3 separate regions of the Mus musculus genome follow, and all the other regions are linked to region 1. A link is a loop called in an ENCODE intact Hi-C map of the cell type or tissue named here. Cell type or tissue: heart. All regions are shown on one strand. Each heading gives the region's core, and the rest is flanking DNA. Links, peaks and the distances in the headings are about the cores only.

The links. A loop is a pair of places that touch in the nucleus more often than their neighbours do. Peaks named below come from ENCODE experiments on the same cell type or tissue, not always from the same donor. Only the 100,000 strongest peaks of a DNase experiment are listed, where the experiment ranks them.
Region 2: it touches region 1 in a loop (3.0-fold over the local background); 4 of 42 quality-filtered maps call a loop at or near these places.
Region 3: it touches region 1 in a loop (8-fold over the local background); 5 of 42 quality-filtered maps call a loop at or near these places.

What each region holds. Positions count from the first base shown.
Region 1 is chr2:17,457,776-17,463,950 of GRCm38, reverse strand. It overlaps Nebl (nebulette), which reads left to right and starts at 1,095. Exons shown (of 26, transcript NM_001362722.1): 1 at 1,095-1,284; 2 at 3,406-3,493; 3 at 3,595-3,666. The coding sequence starts at 3,413. In heart, for the core only: no CTCF peak of the experiment used is centred there; a DNase peak (open chromatin) is centred at 3,300; H3K4me3 peaks cover 2,650 bases; H3K27ac peaks cover 4,837 bases.
Region 2 is chr2:17,520,633-17,526,807 of GRCm38, reverse strand. It overlaps a transcript of Nebl not described here. Among named protein-coding and RNA genes, the nearest start is that of Mir6419, 40 kb to the left of the region's middle. In heart, for the core only: no CTCF peak of the experiment used is centred there; a DNase peak (open chromatin) is centred at 2,767; H3K4me3 peaks cover 630 bases; H3K27ac peaks cover 3,141 bases.
Region 3 is chr2:17,621,487-17,627,661 of GRCm38, reverse strand. It overlaps a transcript of Nebl not described here. Among named protein-coding and RNA genes, the nearest start is that of Mir6419, 61 kb to the right of the region's middle. In heart, for the core only: a CTCF peak has its summit at 3,472; a DNase peak (open chromatin) is centred at 3,501; H3K27ac peaks cover 1,190 bases.

The DNA of each region.
Region 1 (6,175 bases), core at 554-5,553:
TTTCGGCTTTGGGTGTTTGGTTTCCTCTTCTTGGTTGATGAAATAACATGGTAGAAGCCCACTATGTTCGCTTTTGGTAGAAGCAGCCTTTGTGTAAATAAAGAATTTTCAAAGAAGAGCTCTTTCCAGATTCTGCTGATTCCCCAGTGTCTGTAATCTAAAGCATCCCATGGTCTGAGGCATCATATTTTCTGGTATCTCCCATCTCAGCTCAGAACTCAATTGTAATTTATGATAATACAACATTAAACTTACACTAGGATTTACGAAAAAGGATAGGTATTTTTGAAACGTAATAACTGCCCACTAAGGACCCTTTTCTAACAAATTCCCCAAGTCAGAGTTTATACCTATTGACAGAAAAGCTTGACTGATAAAATCAGGGCTTAAAAAATATAGAGGAAATTTGACATGACTTTTATACTATCTTCTTATGCAAATGAAAAGAAGACACACTAAATCAAAAGTAATGGTGTATGTGGCTTGCCAGAAAGTCCATTAAAGAGTTCACTCAGCAAGTTTTGAGGTGATTTTTTTCCTGCCAGGGTATGTGCTACTTACTACTGGATCTCCTTATCCTGGTGTAGAACCAGCATAACAACATCAGTGTGTACTAAGCAGGCATCAGTGTGTACTAAGCAGTTCCTATCACACTGTTTTGCAAAGGAAGCAAATAGTTCACTGTTCTTAGCCTTCTGTTTGTCCTCTCTGAAGGAAAGCATTCTAAGTGAGGGTTTGTGATGGTTGTCAGCACTGGGGCCCAACAGAAGGCCTTGCATAGAAGCAAGCAAACTTGGTAATAAGCCAGCTGTGTTCCTAGCCATCTTTTTATGTTTATTTAAGACATGGTCTTGCTAAGTTGTCCAGGTTGGGATGAAGCTCTCTCTGTAGCTTGGGCTGGGCTTGAAGTTGTGATTGCTTTGCTCCCATCTCCTAAATTGGCTGGAAATGCAAGCTTTAAAGATTTTAGTAATGTGACTTTAAAATTCTGATTCTGACCTCTTAAAAGAAAAAATATGTTCATATTATGTGTGGTGTTTGGTGTGTCTTTGAAACTTTTGTGCATTAAAGGTTAACTGATTATTTTATTGCAGCCCAGCGAAGAACCATTAAGAACTCACAGCAAGATTGAAGATGAGAAGAAATCCTGCTTAAGCCTCAGGCACGCCATTCACTATGGAAACAGACATCACCCAAAGCAACATGAGCATTGTCATCTGAAGTGGAAGCTAAGAGGTTCATCTTGGACAGCGTTGGGATATTTTTTCCTATGTACTTCTGAAGGTTTGCAAGAAAAGTTTTTAGAAATTATTCCTCCGTAGAAAGCATTTCCTTCCTGAAGGTAGCACAGAGGAGCCTCTACAGAAGCAAAAGACAGCCTTAGGGAGAGGACATGAGGGAAACTTATAGATTGCAAATTCTCCTTACAGGACAAGTTTATAACAAACGAAAAGAATTCCAGTAGACGTGAGGGACGACATGGCTGTTATCTCAAAGTTTCCCAATTTAGCATTCCGGGGACAGTTCCTTTCTGGCATTTTGCTGGTTAAGTGGGGTCTGTGATACCCTTAATTTGACCTCTATTCAAAACTGTTTAATGAGAAAGCCAGCAAATCATGAAGAAGTTAGTCAGACGTAACAATGTTTTCCTAAGTCACATTTCACAGAGGGCACTGGATGCCATTAAGAGACAATAGTAGGCAGAATAGATGTGGAAACAGGAGGCAGACAGGATTCTTCTTTTAGAAGGGAAAGATTTAGTAAGTTGGGTAGGGCTTTTGATTGACGGTCATCACAGGTCTCTGCATGTGTCACTGTGGTGTGTAACACTCATCCTGACAACTATAGAAATTTCTTTATAGGTTTCTTGAAGAGATTTGTTTTAGGTCATTGTTTTTTGCCTTATCAACCTTTTTTTGTGGTACAGTTTTGCCTTTTGGAAAAGCATGTGAGAAACAGTATGGTTTTTGATGGATGTTCAGAATTCGAATGACTTATTAGATAAGGCTGGGGCATTTTTCTTTTAAAAACTGATAAGGACGTGTACAGAGATAGATATTCAATAGTTAAGACTATATAAAATGTAACATGAAACTAGCTCCACAACTTCAGAATCACTATTCTACCTTCATAGATGTTCAATGGGATATATAGACATTAGATCTTCTTAACTTCAGGGTGTTTTTTTAAATTAAAAATATTTTACAAGTTATTAAAAATAAATTGAAAACAAGATGATATCAAAATATATTTGGCTATGTAGGAATGAAGTATTATTTTGGATAAAGCTCTATTTTATGTAATTAATTTAATTAGTCACCATGGGGTGTTTTTCTAACACTGATCACTGATATGCAATACTTTTATAAAAAGCAATTTTACCTTAAAATTTAAACAGCCAAATTAACACATCAGGAATGAGAGATTCTTAGAATTGCTTAAATCGACAATAAAGGATTTATTTAGAAGAGTTTTCTTAATTATTGAACTAGTAAGATAGTCTACACAACAAATATGGTAATGTAATTTCTTAGTTTTCCAAGTGTGGGATACAGTGAGACTATAAAAGATACTAGTGAGTTAGTGAAAATTCACACAATGACAAAAATGCAGAGCATAATTATTTCCAATGCAGCGATGTTTCCTGAAGTCTTAAATAATATATCAACATATATTAACTTCAACTTCTCATGTTTAATGATGTTTACGATTAATATGGTACAGTATTCCCTAATTTGAGATTAGCAGTTGTAATTAACTCAGAATAGATTCTTTGAAGTGGTTCAAAGGGCTTTTTGTAATAAATTATTAGCCTCTAATCAGCTAATATGAAGTGAGTAGTTTTGGGGGATGTGAGAAGTACACTAAAACCTCATAAAACATTTAATTTAAGTTAATGAAATAAATTTGTATGGTACGGAGTCTCTATATGGAAACAGAATGACTGACATTCCAGAGGAGGCTTTATTTAGACCAAGTTGAGATATCTTTGGGATAAAGGCTTTAGGCCGGTGCTATCTTAGGTGTTATAGCTGAGTAGATTTCTAGAATTGTCAAGTCCCTTTAAAACAATTTTTAAAATTAATTGATTAATTGATTTAAAATTCATTAGTAGAAGATAAAAAAAAACCATTTTGTCTTGGGTTTCCTATGCTATCCTAAGAATGTTGATTTTAAGTTTGTAAAGTTGAGCTTTGACTTAGGAGAGAGTTTTCACTTGTGAGGCTGGGCCTGGCAGACCCTGAGGCTCCTGGGTGTTCACTGACACACCATTGAGATAAGGAGTGACATGAGCCAGGGATAAAGTCTGGCAAGCCTTTGCTTCCAGTGCCCCAGAGACTTGGTAGCTCACGGGTGTGGTAGTTCCTGAGAAGACACAGTTTGAAAGCATTAATATCTTCATAGGGTAAAGATGAAGGTACCTGTATCCGGGGATGTAAAAGAGGAAACTGAGGAGGAAAATGTGGAGCAGGAAGAAAACCAGGAAGCCAAGGTGAGCAAGAAAGAACTCACTTAAGCACAGAACTCTGTCCTTTAACAGATAAGGGAAAATCAGACCTTCTCCCTCCCTCTTTCTTTTTAATTTTCACATAGGTGTCTCTGAAACCTGTTATTGAAGACCTCAGCATGGAACTGGCCAGAAAGTGCACCGAGCTCATTAGTGACGTAAGTGGCTTTAAAGACTTTTATCTTATTTGCTTCCTTTACGTGGAATGGCTGTGTTGTAGAGTCATGGGGCTGGAGAGAAAACTCCCGAGGTTACCAGTTAGAGCACTGTCATTTTCTAGATCATAGAACTAAGTCCAGACATGTTAGGTGATTTCACCAAGGTCATATAGACAGTGATTGTCTAATGGAATAATTGTCCTCATTCCTAATCCAGATTCTGTCTCTTCCGGGTTGTGTAGTCATACTATGTTTTATGGTGTTGTGTTATCAAGCTCATGTTTGAGAACCCCCAAGACTTTAAAATTAGCAGAACGATATCATTTGTCTTGGAAGGATCTCTAAGTGAATGACTTTCAATATGGAAGGCCTTTATCTAAATGAATAGTACTTAACATTCTGAAGGCCATTTGAAGTTTCTGTCAAAGTCAATACTTTTCCATTTGCTTTTAATTGCATCTAACATTTCTTTGCAATATAGTGTGTGTATGTGTGTGTATGTGTGTGTGTGTGTATGTGTGTGTGTATGTGTTAATGGAATTGTACACTGCAAACACTGGTTCACATGATAATATCATTAAAAAAATTTTGTTTTTAGGAACTAAAGCTAGTTTATATGCTATTCCAAATGAAATCCTAGAGTTATTTAATGTAAACACATCCACATACATGATAAATTTATAAACTAGAATTCTAAATTTATAAGCAAGACTATTTCTTACTTGGTATGAGAACCCACCAAATACTCATAAACAATGTAAGAGAACTACTGGCTTAAAAAACATGGAGCTCTATGAAATGAAGTGTGTTTGTATCTGAATTCAGGGAGCTGAGCACAAAACTGGCTGCAACTGTTCTTTGTAATTTGCAAGTTTGTTTCCTAGGCAGTAGCGTAATACTTTGGTCAGTTCTCCAAGGCCAACTTGCTAGAGTCAACTCGACAATAACCTTGGAAATATTATTGATGCTGGTGGATTTAGCTCTTCAAGTATAATGATTATAGTTAAGATGAGATGTACATAAAAAATGCTGCAGTTACTCTTCAAAACACTGTGGTGACTGATAAGGGATAGCTACCCTAAGTTACTCTATCGGTAACTTTTTTATCTTTTGACCAACTTTGTAGTAGATAAAAATGGGCATACTTCTTCCCAAATTCTTGGCATAACATGTTACATAATTCAACTTTGAATTATTTATTTATTTGTGTTATTGCTTAGTTATAACCAGAAGTTGCTTAGCATGTGAAATATGTTTTGTAAACTGCAATAATAAGACATTGGCTGTGATAATTATGATCTTGACACCAGTGGCAGTTAAGATGTATTGAGCACCACATGCCAGGTGTTGTTGATTGTCAGGGTGGGACTCTTATTCATCGCCCTCCTCCCCCCGCCCCACGTCCGCCATTTCACTTTACTCCACTGTTGCTTCTCAGAGTGAATACCCATGCAAAGCTTGTTACTCCCTCACACATCTACTTAGTGACAGCCATGTCACCATTTAGAGGCAGCTTGAAGGTGCTGCCTCTTCCCACTCTGGTATGTTTTCACTGAAGTGTAGTTATTGCTGGGCTGCAGCTCTAATTCGGCAGGTGATATATTGGAGTGTTTGGGGGAGGATTATTATTGGTGACTTAGGAACCTTCTTGTAGGGAGGCACAATGGCTTTTTATACTCGGTGACTGCCAGCACCACACATTCTCTCTTCTTTAGGTGAGATCAAGCACATGGGAGAGATCTCTGTTTATTGTAGATTTATGTTTCATGGTGGAATGTCTGGACTACTTAAGTATTTAGAATATGATTATTGTCCCTTAATTCATGACTGGATATGTGCTCATATTTCACTTCATCGTAGGCTTCCGTACTGATAAGACACTCGTTTAGCTGTTAGAATTTTTACATGGATCAATAAAGATTCTGAAAAAATACACTAATTTCTAAAATAAAAATTATATGAAGGGTTTACACCATCATCTTAATACCAAATATTAGGGCTGACATTACAGTTGAGGAGCGGAATGTGTGTCTAGCATGTACAAGGTTCTCAACTGCAAACCAAATAAGCTAACAACCAAATATTGAATAAATTAAATGTTTATGTTCCTAAATGTTTCAGTGAACTATAACTGAAAGTTTATTGTTCTTCTTTAGTGACATCAGTAATTTTATGGGGAGCAAATGGCCTTATATTTGAAATTTCTTTTTCTTCAAATCAACTTATACTTAAAAATTTCATCTCTGCAGTATAGTAGCATAGCCAGCTTGTTGTCTAAAATACATCAGTCATAGAGTTAAAATAATAGGTATAAAATTGATGTTCTGTCACCTTAAATAGACCTGAGTTCTGGCTGAGCCTGTATTATATGGTGTTTCTAATTGGGAAGGACTAGATTGGTGCCCCGCATTTAACCTAGGACACCAGTCTTTTTCAGCCATCATGCCAAAATCAAAAGGGAACACCTCAAATGCTTTGGTGGCTTTATCAACCATCCTGTCCTAGAGGG
Region 2 (6,175 bases), core at 820-5,819, 63 kb before region 1:
ATGATGTCTTTATTTAATTTGAGACATTTGTATCCAAGGGAGTTTTACTGGTTGGGCTTAGAAATGGTCTTTTATGGGAAGTTGGGATATTCAGCTGAAAAGTTTAATAGTAGACAATGTTTACACGTTGAGGTTTTGTTTCAAGTCTATATAGCTAGGGAAGTTTTCGGGAAGTGCTGTTGTAGGATCTCTGAGTTCTATAGGTTTTCACAATTAAGTCAGTCAGGCCTTCTTTGACATCCCCACAAATAATTATCCATCTTTGTACGTTTATTAGCTATAGTTTAGTAAGGTACACATACAAAGACAAATCTAGGAATATCATGCCCATGGGAAACATTAAAATATCATCGGTCTTGTTCATATACCTCTAGCTTATTACAGCTCTAGTTTTGGGTGGTTCCCACGCTCTAACCTCTGAACAGGGTGGGTGTTCAGGGTACCTGCAACAGGGTAGTGAGGCAGCATGCTCAGTAGTGCAAGGACTCAGTGTGGCCTGCCAGAGATGACTGATGTCTTTCCCTGTGCCTGCTTAAGCACACCTAGGGGCTGCACTTTCAATTAACTCACAGTGTGGGGAAAGATTGGGAAACAAAATGGTAAAATCAAGCCCCAAGAGGTTTTTTTACAGCCTTCCTGGCTTAGATAAACACTGTTTGTTTTCTAATTCATCATAGGTGGAAGGAAGGTATCACGTGAAGAGGAAAGAGAAAGAAAGCAATGAGAGAATGCCAGGCTTTCTGAGATGGATGGAAATGGTAAGTGGATTCTTATCAGACCGGCTTGAGCTTGTGCCTGTCTTTGCTGCACAGTTTGTGTGTCTATGTGAGTGTCCTTACACCACTGCCCACCAGACCATTTCTTTTACTCTGTGTCTACAGCTTTGATTATGTATCCTGTTTCCCAACTCTACTTTCACTGCTACCACTTGGAACCCACCATATCCATTCATAAGGAAAGCTTGCTTGCTTTGCAAGAAAAGCAAAGATCAAAAGCTGTCCGTAATTTGATACTGAAATGTAATTAATCCTAACTCTTTTGATATAGCCACATAAATTTTCATTGACTTAGAATGTAAAATAAATTATAGGCCCATTAATAAACTCACAAGGACACTGCTGATTTAGTTCCCCGGGACTTTATAAGTTAGCTTCAGAAATATTGGATTATTGAGACCAAATAATTGAATACAATGGCTATGGACTATTAAAAGATTTGATTCAAAGTTAGGTTGAGTGTAAGGGTGAGCGTGAGAGCGCAGGCATGATTATCTCGGGATTTAGTCTCTGTTTGTAATTTAAATAAATCATTTTGACAGAGACTGACTGTAACCATGTTCAGCTGCTGACAGTGTAAAATTGAGCTGTATGGTGGACAGAAGACAAGCAGTCAAGAGAAATCCCCAAAGGTAAAATTTGTTATGTAATTGGGTCAACTCATGCATGAGAAATGCATGCTAATTGTAAACTGGTGGCAAAATTATCCTGTAGGAGGCAATTAGGTCTTATATGAATCCAAACAACTGACTTGGGGGAGCTTGCTTTCTGTTGGTACACAGCAAACACAGACGTAGGCTTTGAAAGGAGAGAAAGATAAAAATTAGAAAGTCATGCAGCATGCAAATGGATTTTTTTGTTAAGTCTCCTCCTAATACAGGCACTATAACTTGTATCATTAAGTAAAATTTTATACAGAAGCTCTTGACTTTAAGTAGTTCAGTACACTAAATAGCATGTAAGGAAAATGGGGTGGTATTTTATTATAACCCATCATGGTTTTATTAACATAATCTATAAATTATGAAGTTGATGGCTAACATGTAAACCCTTGAAGGCTTGTGTTTTTAGGGTGACCTCCTAGCTCGCTTTAACAGGCTGCATTTCACCTCCAGCTCATCTCTGTTAGTAACCCCGATAGAATCCAGTGTAACAGTGGGTCAGTAGGGTGCTTTCTGACAGCAAGGATGAAGTATGCCAAAGAAATCGATGGGACAATAGCACATATTTTCCTTGTAATGTCTAACACATGTTCATGAATAGTTCATGGGTTTCGGAACACTTTGACACACTGTTTAATTAGACCCTCTGAACAACCTCTCTCCTCAGGGAAAGGATTTCTATAAGGAATAGTTACACTTTCCTGTGAAAAATATATGGAAAATTACCTTTTGGCCCTTTCTTTCCCATTTATGGTGTCCCTCACAGCTGGCTTTGCTTTATTTTTTCACGTAGGGCAGGACTTCAAAGGCTGATCTCTGCTTTTTATCCCTAATTTTTTAGCCACAGTCACTTAAAGAAACAAATATGTCTCAGACCAGTAATCACTCGTGCATGGCAAGAACAGGGCTTCTTGCTAAATAGCTTTGCCTTGAGGGGAGCTTTGAAAGCAGCCACCGAAATATGAGACTAGGCACCTGTGACTTCCGCTTGGATCCAGATTAGGCATCCAGAGGTGATTTTTTGAGGTGCTGCTTTTGAGACCACCTGCCTCCCCATTTCTAGGCTTCCAGGCTTACCACGTGCCTTCCTGTTTCAGTCTCTACAGCAGCTCCTGCACTGGGCTTTTGTCTTCCTTTGAAGCACCTCATGATCTCCCGTGCTACCGGGAATTCCATCCTCAGATTAGTCTTACTTAAGTATCTGCTTCACCAAGATCTTGCTCGTGACCCATTAAATAAAACCCTCCTCTGCCCCCCCCCCCCCCCCAGCAGGATGAAGTCTGCCTTCCTATGCCCTTTATGGACTCCAGTGACCTTTCACAATTGCCCTGAACTATTTCCGGCCTTATCTTCCACTGCTTGTCAACACCGTTTGCCCGTTTCTTTTAGGCCTGGACTTGATATCTGCTCTGGACTTTCCTGTGAGTCATTCCTCTTGTTTCAGCCAATTTGACACCACTGGAAAATGAAGTCCTGACCCCTGACCCCAGCATGCACTCACCAACTGGTTAGTGATCTTCCTCCCCTCTTGAATCCTTGCAGTGCCCTGAGGAGGGTTAATCTTATTGCCCACAGTCATTTCACATGTTACAGTCCACAGTCTGGCTGTAAGCAGTATTTTATACACCTCATAGTTTTACTTCATTAACTTTAAGAGAAAAGAGATTGTCTACACTTTCAGTCAGTATTCTTCAATCTCCAGAATGCACAGCAGAGCACACTGTCTCCTCTGTTTGGAACAGGCCCCTGTTCCTTACTTGGGTTTCTGCAGTAGTCTTGATTGCTCTTGCTCCATCCCAGGTCGTTCGCCACATGATCTCTTGCAAATTATTCCTAAAACACACATTTGATTGTTTCAAACTTTCTTTTAGAATATGTCCATGGATCCCTACTGCCTTTAAGATAATATAGAAAATACTTTGCCTGGAAAACAAGGGCTATCCCTGGTTTACCGAGAGCTGAGATTTGAGCTTTGATGTCCCTCTTGTCTCTGAGCCCTGTGGGCTTTTCCTCCCTCCCTCCCTCCCTCCCTCCCTCCCTCCCTCCCTCCCTCCCTCCCTCCCTCCCTCTCTCCCTCCCTCCCTCCCTCCCTTCATTTCTCCTTTCTTCATTATTTAATTTACTTTACATCCACAGTTTCCTCTCCCTCCTCTGCTCCCAGTCCTGCCTTCACCCCTCCAGCACCCCATCCCCCCTCCCTTTCTCTCTAGAACAGGGCAGGCCTCCCATGGATATCTACTAGCTTTGGCATAACCAGTTGCAATAAGGCTAGGCTCGTCTCCCGTTTAGGCTAGAGGAGCCACCCAGTAGGGGGAAACGGTCCCAAAGGTAGACAAAAAAGCCAGCCCTGTTCCTGCTGTCAGAAGTCCCACATAAAGACCAAGCTGCACAGCTTTTACATATGTGCAAAGGTCTATGTCAGTCCCATCCATGCTGCCCGTTTGGCAGTTCAGTCTCTATGGGTCCCTTTGGGGCCAGGTTAGTTGATTTTGTAGGTTTTTTTGTGTTGTCTTTGACCTCTCTGGCTCCTACAATCCTTTCTCCCCCTCTTCTGTAGAATTTTTCTGGCTCCACCTAATGTTTGGCTGTGGGTCTCTGCATCTCTTTCCATCAGTGGCCTCTCTGATAATAGTTGTACCAGGCAATGGAAATTTCCAGGAATCTATGAGTATGACCCTAGCAATAGGGGATATGGAGCCTGAACCTGGCATCTCCTATAAGGTGCCTTCAGTGGAGGAACTGGAACACCAACCCAGTCACAAAATCTTCAGTTTACAATTTTTCCTGCCTACAAGATGTGCAGGAGTAAAGATGGAGCAGAAAGTGAGGGAATGGCCTATCAATGACTGGTCCAACTTGAGACCCATGCCACAGAAGGGACCACACTCTGACACTGTTAATGATGTTCTACCATACTTACCAGCAGGTCTCTTTGTTCTTGATCTTTCTGCTCTTGCTATCTCCTTCTATGGGTCCATTGGCATTTTTTCCTCCTCTGCTCCACATTAGACTATAGAAAGGTGTGATCCAGCACAGTGATAAGCTGGAGAACAAAGGAGTTGCCATATACCTCCCCACGCTTCTTCTGTTTTGGGCTAGCTTAGCTTTCTCCCTATTTCTCAGTCATGGCTCATAACACCTTTCTTAGGACAAATGTCACAGTAAAGGAAGGGACTAATATGCTCTTTCAATACAAGATTTCTGGTGGCCCAGTTAGTACTTGGTATGCAACCCATGCTCAGTAAATGTGCACTGAGTAGCCACATGAGGCAATAATTTATAAAATAGTAATATATTTTGTGTCTTCTTTCTTATCAAAATCCCACTCTAGAAGGGTCTTTACTTTTAGAAATTGCTTTGATTTCTTTTCATTCTTGCTATATTGCTTGACAATACCTACATTTTCTTGTGTGCTTCTTAAATATGTGGTGACTTCTATAGTTTTATAGAATGACTGAAGCAATACTTTCTCAGTAAGGTATGGTTTATGGCTTCTTACTGTATGACCTAAAAATCTAAGAATATTGAAAATGCAAGGACTACCCATGTTCTAGAACATTGAAGTCAGAGTACATAAAAAAGCAAAACCCGCCGGGCGTGGTGGCACACGCCTTTAATCCCAGAACTTGGGAGGCAGAGGAAGGCAGATTTCTGAGTTTGAGGCCAGCTTGGTCTACAAAGTGAGTTCCAGGGCTATACAGAAAAACCCGGTCTCAAAAAAACCAAAAACAAAAAACAAAAAAAACCCAACCCCCCAAACCCAAACAAACAAACAAACAAACAAAAAAAGCAAAACCCAAACCAAACATAAAAAAATCTTATAAAGACTTATATAGGCCACCAACAGATTGGGAAAGGATCTTTACCTATCCTAAATCAGATAGGGGACTAATATCCAACATATATAAAGAACTCAAGAAGGTGAACTCCAGAAAATCAAATAACCCCATTAAAAAATGGGGCTCAGAGCTAAACAAAGAATTCTCACCTGAGGAATACCAAATGGCTGAGAAGCACCTGAAAAAATGTTCAACATCCTTAATCATCAGAGAAATGCAAATCAAAATAACCCTGAGATTCCATCTCACACCAGTCAGAATGGCTAAGATCAAAAATTCAGGTGACAGCAGATGCTGGCGTGGATGTGGAGAAAGAGGAACACTCTTCCATTGTTGGTGGTATTGCAAGCTTGTACAACGACTCTGGAAACCAGTCTGGCAGTTCCTCAGAAAATTGGACAAAGTATTACCGGAGGATCCCGCAATACCTCTCCTGGTCATATATCCAAAAGATGTTCCAACCGGTAAGAAGGACACATGCTCCACTATGTTCATAGCAGCCTTATTTATAATAGCCAGAAGCTGGAAAGAACCCAGATGCCCCTCAACAGAGGAATGGATACAGAAAATGTGATACATTTACACAATGAAGTACTACTCAGCTATTAAAAAGAATGAATTTATGAAATTCCTAGGCAAATAGATGGACCTGGAGGGCATCATTGTGAGTGAGGTAACCCAATCACAAAGGAACTCACACAATATGTACTCACTGATAAGTGGATATTAGCCCAGAAACTTAGAATACCCAAGATATAAAATACAATTTGCTAAACACATGAAACTCAAGAAGAACAAAGACCAAAGTGTGGACACTTTGCCCCTTCTTAGAATTGGGAACAAAACACCCATGGAAGGAGTTACAGAGACACAGTTTGGAGCTGAGATGAAAGGATGG
Region 3 (6,175 bases), core at 703-5,702, 160 kb before region 1:
GAGAGTTCTACATCTTAATCCAAAGGCTGCTAGTGGAAGACTGACTTCCAGGCAACTAGGGTGAGGATCTTAAGTCCACACCCACAGTGACACATCCAACCAGGTCATACCTATTCCAACAAGGGCACACATCCAAATGGTGCCACTCCCTGGTCCAAGAATACACAAAGCATTACAGTAAGTGAACTATTTCGTCACATGTGATGAATCCACAGAAACCATAGAATAGAAACAACCTAGGCTGAGATGCACCCCTCATCTGCATAGGTCAAACAGAAAAGGTTTCTAGAACAGGGAGACATCTGCTCAGAAACCAGAAGGAAGTTGGGAAGAGCTATGAAGTATTTGAGGGAAGAGTTTGTGTAAAAGCGGGAGACTGGTGTATGCTGGCATCCTGGAAACAGAACAGTTAGAGGAGGGAGTACTGTATAGAAGAGGAGAAGACAGATGCCAAAAATGAAATCAGAGTGGCGGGTGAGGAAGCATAGGTCACTTAGGTTTTTTGGTTTTCCCTCCAAGGAAGAGGAAAGGAAAGGAGACAAGGGTGGGAGTAAGGAGACCCCTCAGCCCTATAGCTAAGAGGCAATCCTACCTGGAATACCGCACTAAGAACCTATGGGTTTCCACTTCAGAAATAAGGTTGGGAGAGGCTGGAAGAAGTCATGGAGCCCCCAGGATCTGCTTTTGGGATGTGCTACTGGAAAAGTGAAGAAACAGTGGGCACACTGTGTGTGCTCTTTGTTTGCCTGAACAGTTGGTTGTTGTGGAAATGGGAGAAACTGAAGAAGACACCGGTGTTTTGGGAGGAAAGAATCAATGCTTTGGTTTGAGACTTGTTGGATTTGAGATCTCTGATAGAAACTGGACAAGAGTCGCCTATACTGTCTGGTAGAGTGTTGAGTGTGGACAACAGGAAAGGATGCACCAAGCAAGCTGTAGAGTAGCTGAGGTATAGGTGGGTGGTAATGGAGGGAAGGTATGTAGTAATGCTGCCCAAGGCATTTCCACCATGGGTGAGGACAAACAACCCATCCATGACAAGGCTGACTGTCAGTCTATTTGTGCCCTGTGGTTACAGTCATGAGGTAAACCCAGTGGCCTAAAATAACACTAAGGTATCCTTACACTTTGGAGGTTGAAGTGTGAAGTTAGTCTCACCAGGATGAGGGGGTTTCTCCCTTACCTTTCTACTTTCAAGGGTTGGTTGACAGTCTTGAGGTTGGCTTGCTCATACTACAGTCACATAGTGAACCACCATTTTCATGTGTCTCTACATCATCTTCCCTCTGAGCCTGTCTGTATTATGCTATTTTGGAAGCATGCTTATCATATAGAATTAAGGGTCACCCAAACCTCACCTTAAGTTGGTTAAATCTGCAAAGACCTTATTTCCAAATAGGATCGTAATCTTAGTCTGTGGGCAGTAAGAGTTCAATATCCTCTAAAACATCTTTAATTTCTTTCTTTATTACTTCCTTGACCAAGTTATCATTGAGCAGAGTGTTGTTCAGCTTCCACATGTATGTGGACTTTCTATTATTTATGTTGCTATTGAAGATCAGCCTTAGTCCGTGGTGATCTGATAGGATGCATGGGATTATTTAAATTTTCTTGTATCTATTGAGACCTGTTTTGTAACTGACTATATGGTCAGTTTTGGAGAAGGTACCATGAGGTGCTGAGAAGGTATATCCTCTTGTTTTAGGATAAAATGTTGTGTAGATTTCTGTTAAATCCATTTGTTTCTACCTTCTGTTAGTTTCACTGTGTCTGATTAGTTTCTATTTCCATGATCTGTCCATTGATGACAGTGGGGTGTTGAAGTCTCCCACTATTATTAATATATTTTTCTGAGGTATACAAGCCAAACCCATACCTTTCAAAAAGATGCCAGGAAAACTAAGGAACATGCTGTCCCAGGCATCAAGTAGAAGTACTTAGGCAGGGAAAGTGGGTAACTGAGTCAAAAGCTGCTCACTGAGAAAATGAGATGACTAAGGAAAATTGGCAGTTAGTTTGGCAACAGAGAGGTCATTGTCATCCTGGTGAGGAATGTTCCAGTTAAATACTGAAGATGAGAGGGGACAGGAAAGAAGTTAGAGAAAGCAAACACAGAGTTTTGGGAGGCACTTTACTTACAGGGAAAGAAAAAATGGGATAGTGCGTGACTTTAGCTTTTTTCAAATTCAATTTTTAATCGTGATTCTTAAATGCTTTAGCATCCCTTTTAGCCCAACACCCACCAGAGGTAGCAGAAAAAAAAGGATGTGGGGGAAGTGGACCTGTTTAGAAAGGTTCTTTGGAGCAAAATCCATCTGAGTTGTCTGGAAATCAGCAGTTCAGTTCACAGATCAGCAGCAGCAGCTGCATCTACTAGCAAACACTTCATGGATACACCAGCAGACCTGTTGGGAAGAGTTGGGATAGCAAACACAAATCAGTAGTGGGGGGCACTACCTAGAAGAGATAGCTAGGCCTCAGCCCTTGGCACAAATCATCAGAAGGGACCTGGAAGAACAACAGAGTTGTCAGCTGTGTCTCTCTCAGCGAAGTGAAGAACAGCAAAGATGAGAGACCCACAAGCATTGCACAGCTAGCTCTATAAGCAAGGCAAGGCTCGCCTCTGTCATTGAGTCCTATTTATACCCTCCAAACATCACGTGTTCTCCACAGATCTGGCCTCAGCACGTGCATCTGTCTTATCTGACATCACTCTGCCAATCAGCCTGAGTCCACTGAAGCAGCAAGAAACTGCAACACAGCACCAGAAGTTTTTTGGTGTGGTTCTCTCTATGGGTCTCAACAAATGCAGCTCAACTATGCCATGGAAGGCGGAGCAATACATGCATGTTGTTAGCAAAGAATCCTTCATCATGTGTCCTTTCACATGCTGGCTTTAGCAGAACATTCTTTCACCTGTATCTGCTTCAGCTAAATGTTCCTTCAAGAATCTGCCTTAGTCTTTTACCCATGACCACTTCAGCTAAATATTCCTTCACATGTTTGCCCCAGGAAAAAGCCATCCAACTGACTTTCTACCAACTAAGTTTCTATTTCTGTAGTGGTGGAAGAAGATTAAGAAATAGGAGAAACAAAGACAAATTTATACATGAACAAGTAGGAAGAAAAGGTGGATGATTTCGAGAGTGATGTCTTTGAGAGGATGAGAGTGTGTGAGCTCTGGGGGCCCAGCTGAAGACCACTGTATTTAACAGGAATTAGGACCACTCTGATACACACTTTAGTATGAGGTCCCAGAAGTTCTGTTACCAACCAAGAATGGAAACATCCCTTTTGTTTGAGTGATGAACATTGCCAAATAGGCATAAAGAGGATCTGGGATGGACAATGGAGTAGCCATGTTGGGGGAAGTACTATAGGGAGGAAGAGCTCTTTGCCTGCCCTTCTCTAGAAGATGCTTCACCAGCAGTCCTGTCTCTTTAATATGGAACTGCTGCCCCTTTGAAGTGCCTCTCTAGCATAGCCTGAGAGAACTGGTGACATCGACAGCTGCTATTTTTAGATGACCCAAGTCAGACCCTGGTGGAAGGAAGAACAAGTCACAGGGATTTGAAATATTTACGTCTGGCAGGGCTTAAACATTGCATAACAAATTAATGTCCTGATGCCCAAATGGTATTATATTGAAATTTTGAATAGCAACTTTATTTCAAACAGAACTTAGTATATCTGTTGAAACCGTCCCAAAGATGACTCCCTAATTTGGATTCTCTGACCACCATATGATTTAATCTGAGCCATTATAAGCTGTTACTGGTCATTGGTATTATTATCGCTTGAATGTGATTATTCCTATGAGCTTGTATCCTAAATTACGAAATGAAAAAATTTGAAATGACCCCACTGTCTTCAGTCGATTGTTACAGGACTAAAAAAATTTATGGCAATGGAGAATTTCAATCAAAGTAGCAAATGATTCGAGCTTTAGTGAAATAACTTTGGTAGACAAATGCTTGGCTGGTACAGAACACCCTGATTTACTCCCTGTTAAAACCAGCCAGGGGATCTTGAGTGCAAGCTATTTGATTAAAAATTATGAGCTTATTAAATCACATATCAACATTTGGAGAATTACATCAGTAAGAGAATATCTTCTTCACACTTTGAAGCAGTCAGAAAATATAGTAATTAACTAATTAATTAATTAATTTTTGCCACATTGTAGATTGAATCCAGGGCCCTGAACATACTAGGTAACCACACTGCCACCGAGCTGCATCTTCAGAATGGGTTTTGTTGTTGTTATTTGGTTTGTTTGCTTTTGAGACAAGGTCGTCTCACTTCGTAGTTCCACCTATTCTGGAACTCACTATGGGACCTACAGTGTTTCCTTTGCCTTTGCCTCCTAGGATCCCAGGCACAATACACCACATTTGGTTGAATTGTCTTCTGATGTCTTTCTTTGCATTTCCTGTTATTAACTTAGAGCCTGTCACAAGTTTGACAAATTCTAGTTGCCTGATCTGATACTTGGTTGGATTAAAACATTGAATCTGTTTCCCTTTTATCTTTGAAAACCCTTTTATGAATGAAAAAGGGAGCTCTGTGTACAGGAGACATATAAACTGGAGTAAACTCATGGGAGGAGTCAGTCATCACGGAGTCCCTCATTACCTACCAGTGTCAAGATGACACACCATTTTCTACTGAGAAATGCAGGTAGCCATCCCTACCTTGTGATGCTGAGATGTCTGGCCTGGTGTCTAACTCGCTGTACCATTCAGTACCTGCTGCTTGGCACTTTCTTCTACACTTCAAGCATGGGCCATTCTGAGTCCTGTTTATTTGTCTGTGTTGAGACAATTACCCAGTGTACTGGCTAGTTTTGTGTCAACTTGACACAGCTGGAGTTATCACAGAGAAAGGAGCTTTAATTGAGGAAATGCCTCCATGAGATCCAACTGTAAGGCATTTTCTCAATTAGTGATCAAGGGGGAAAGGCCCCTTGTGGGTGGGACCATCTCTGGGCTGGTAGTCTCGGTTCTATAAGAGAGCAGGCTGAGCAAGCCAGGGGAAGCAAGCCAGTAAAGAACATCCCTCCATGGCCTCTGCATCAGCTCTTGCTTCCTGACCTGCTTGAGTTCCAGTCCTGACTTCTTTCAGTGATGAACAGCAATGTGGAAATGTAAGCCGAATAAACCCTTTCCTCCCCAGCTTGCTTCTTGGTCATGATGTCTGTGCAGGAATAGAAACCCTGACTAAGACACCCTGTGACTGCCAAGCTGCAAGAACAGACAGACCATTGTGCCCCCAGCCTCAGGGCCATCCAGCTAAGCCATCCTGACTGATTTTAATGTGTGTCTCACTGTAGTGAACACTCTGAGTCATTAATTTGTGCTTGAGACCCATATAGCAATTTGGCTATATTACTGGACACTTCAGACTTACAACCCAGTGGATGGTATGTAGTGAGAATTTTGGAATTTCGATTTCTTCAAAAATCACAGAAATATTTTAAGAATATGTTTTCATTTTAATCCTAGGTGTGGGGATATGGGATTGCGTCTCAGCAGCTGACACTGACATACCTCATGCTCTTGCAGAGATGTGATTTTGCCAGCTGCAGATTGTGTAACATTTGGAATTCTAGGAACTTTTCAGGGGGGGTCTATAAATGCTAGGACCCTTGTAGGCAGGTGTTCAGGGTGGTTGGTTGGGGCTTGTCATGCTGAAAGAAGAAACAAGAAGAAAAAAAAATTAGGTCCAGGGATCTCTCTCTCTCTCTCTCTCTCTCTCTCTCTCTCTTTCTCTCTCTTTCTCTCTCTCTCTCTCTCTCTCTCTCTCTCCCTCCCTCCCTCCATCCCTCTCTCCCTCTCCCCCTCTCCTCTATCCTTCTTTCTCTCCTATCTAGTGATAGATGATGAAATCAGGGGGATAAAGGGTGGGAAAAAATAACTCACAACAATAGTAAAGGGTCAGCTATAAGTGGTAGAAGCAATTTTGAATGAGGCTCTTCATGGAACCCAGACCACACTGTAGGCTGGACCTACTAGAGAACTTTGCAGATACTCCTTCAGATCTGTGAGCTACATACCTTAGGCACAGGGTTGGGGTGGGGGTTGGATTACATGCGCAAGTGGCAGGACTAGTGAGTGATAGAGCCCGCAGCAGGAGAGGCTCCCCAGTTCCTTGGAGCCAGTGAAGCAGACTGGTG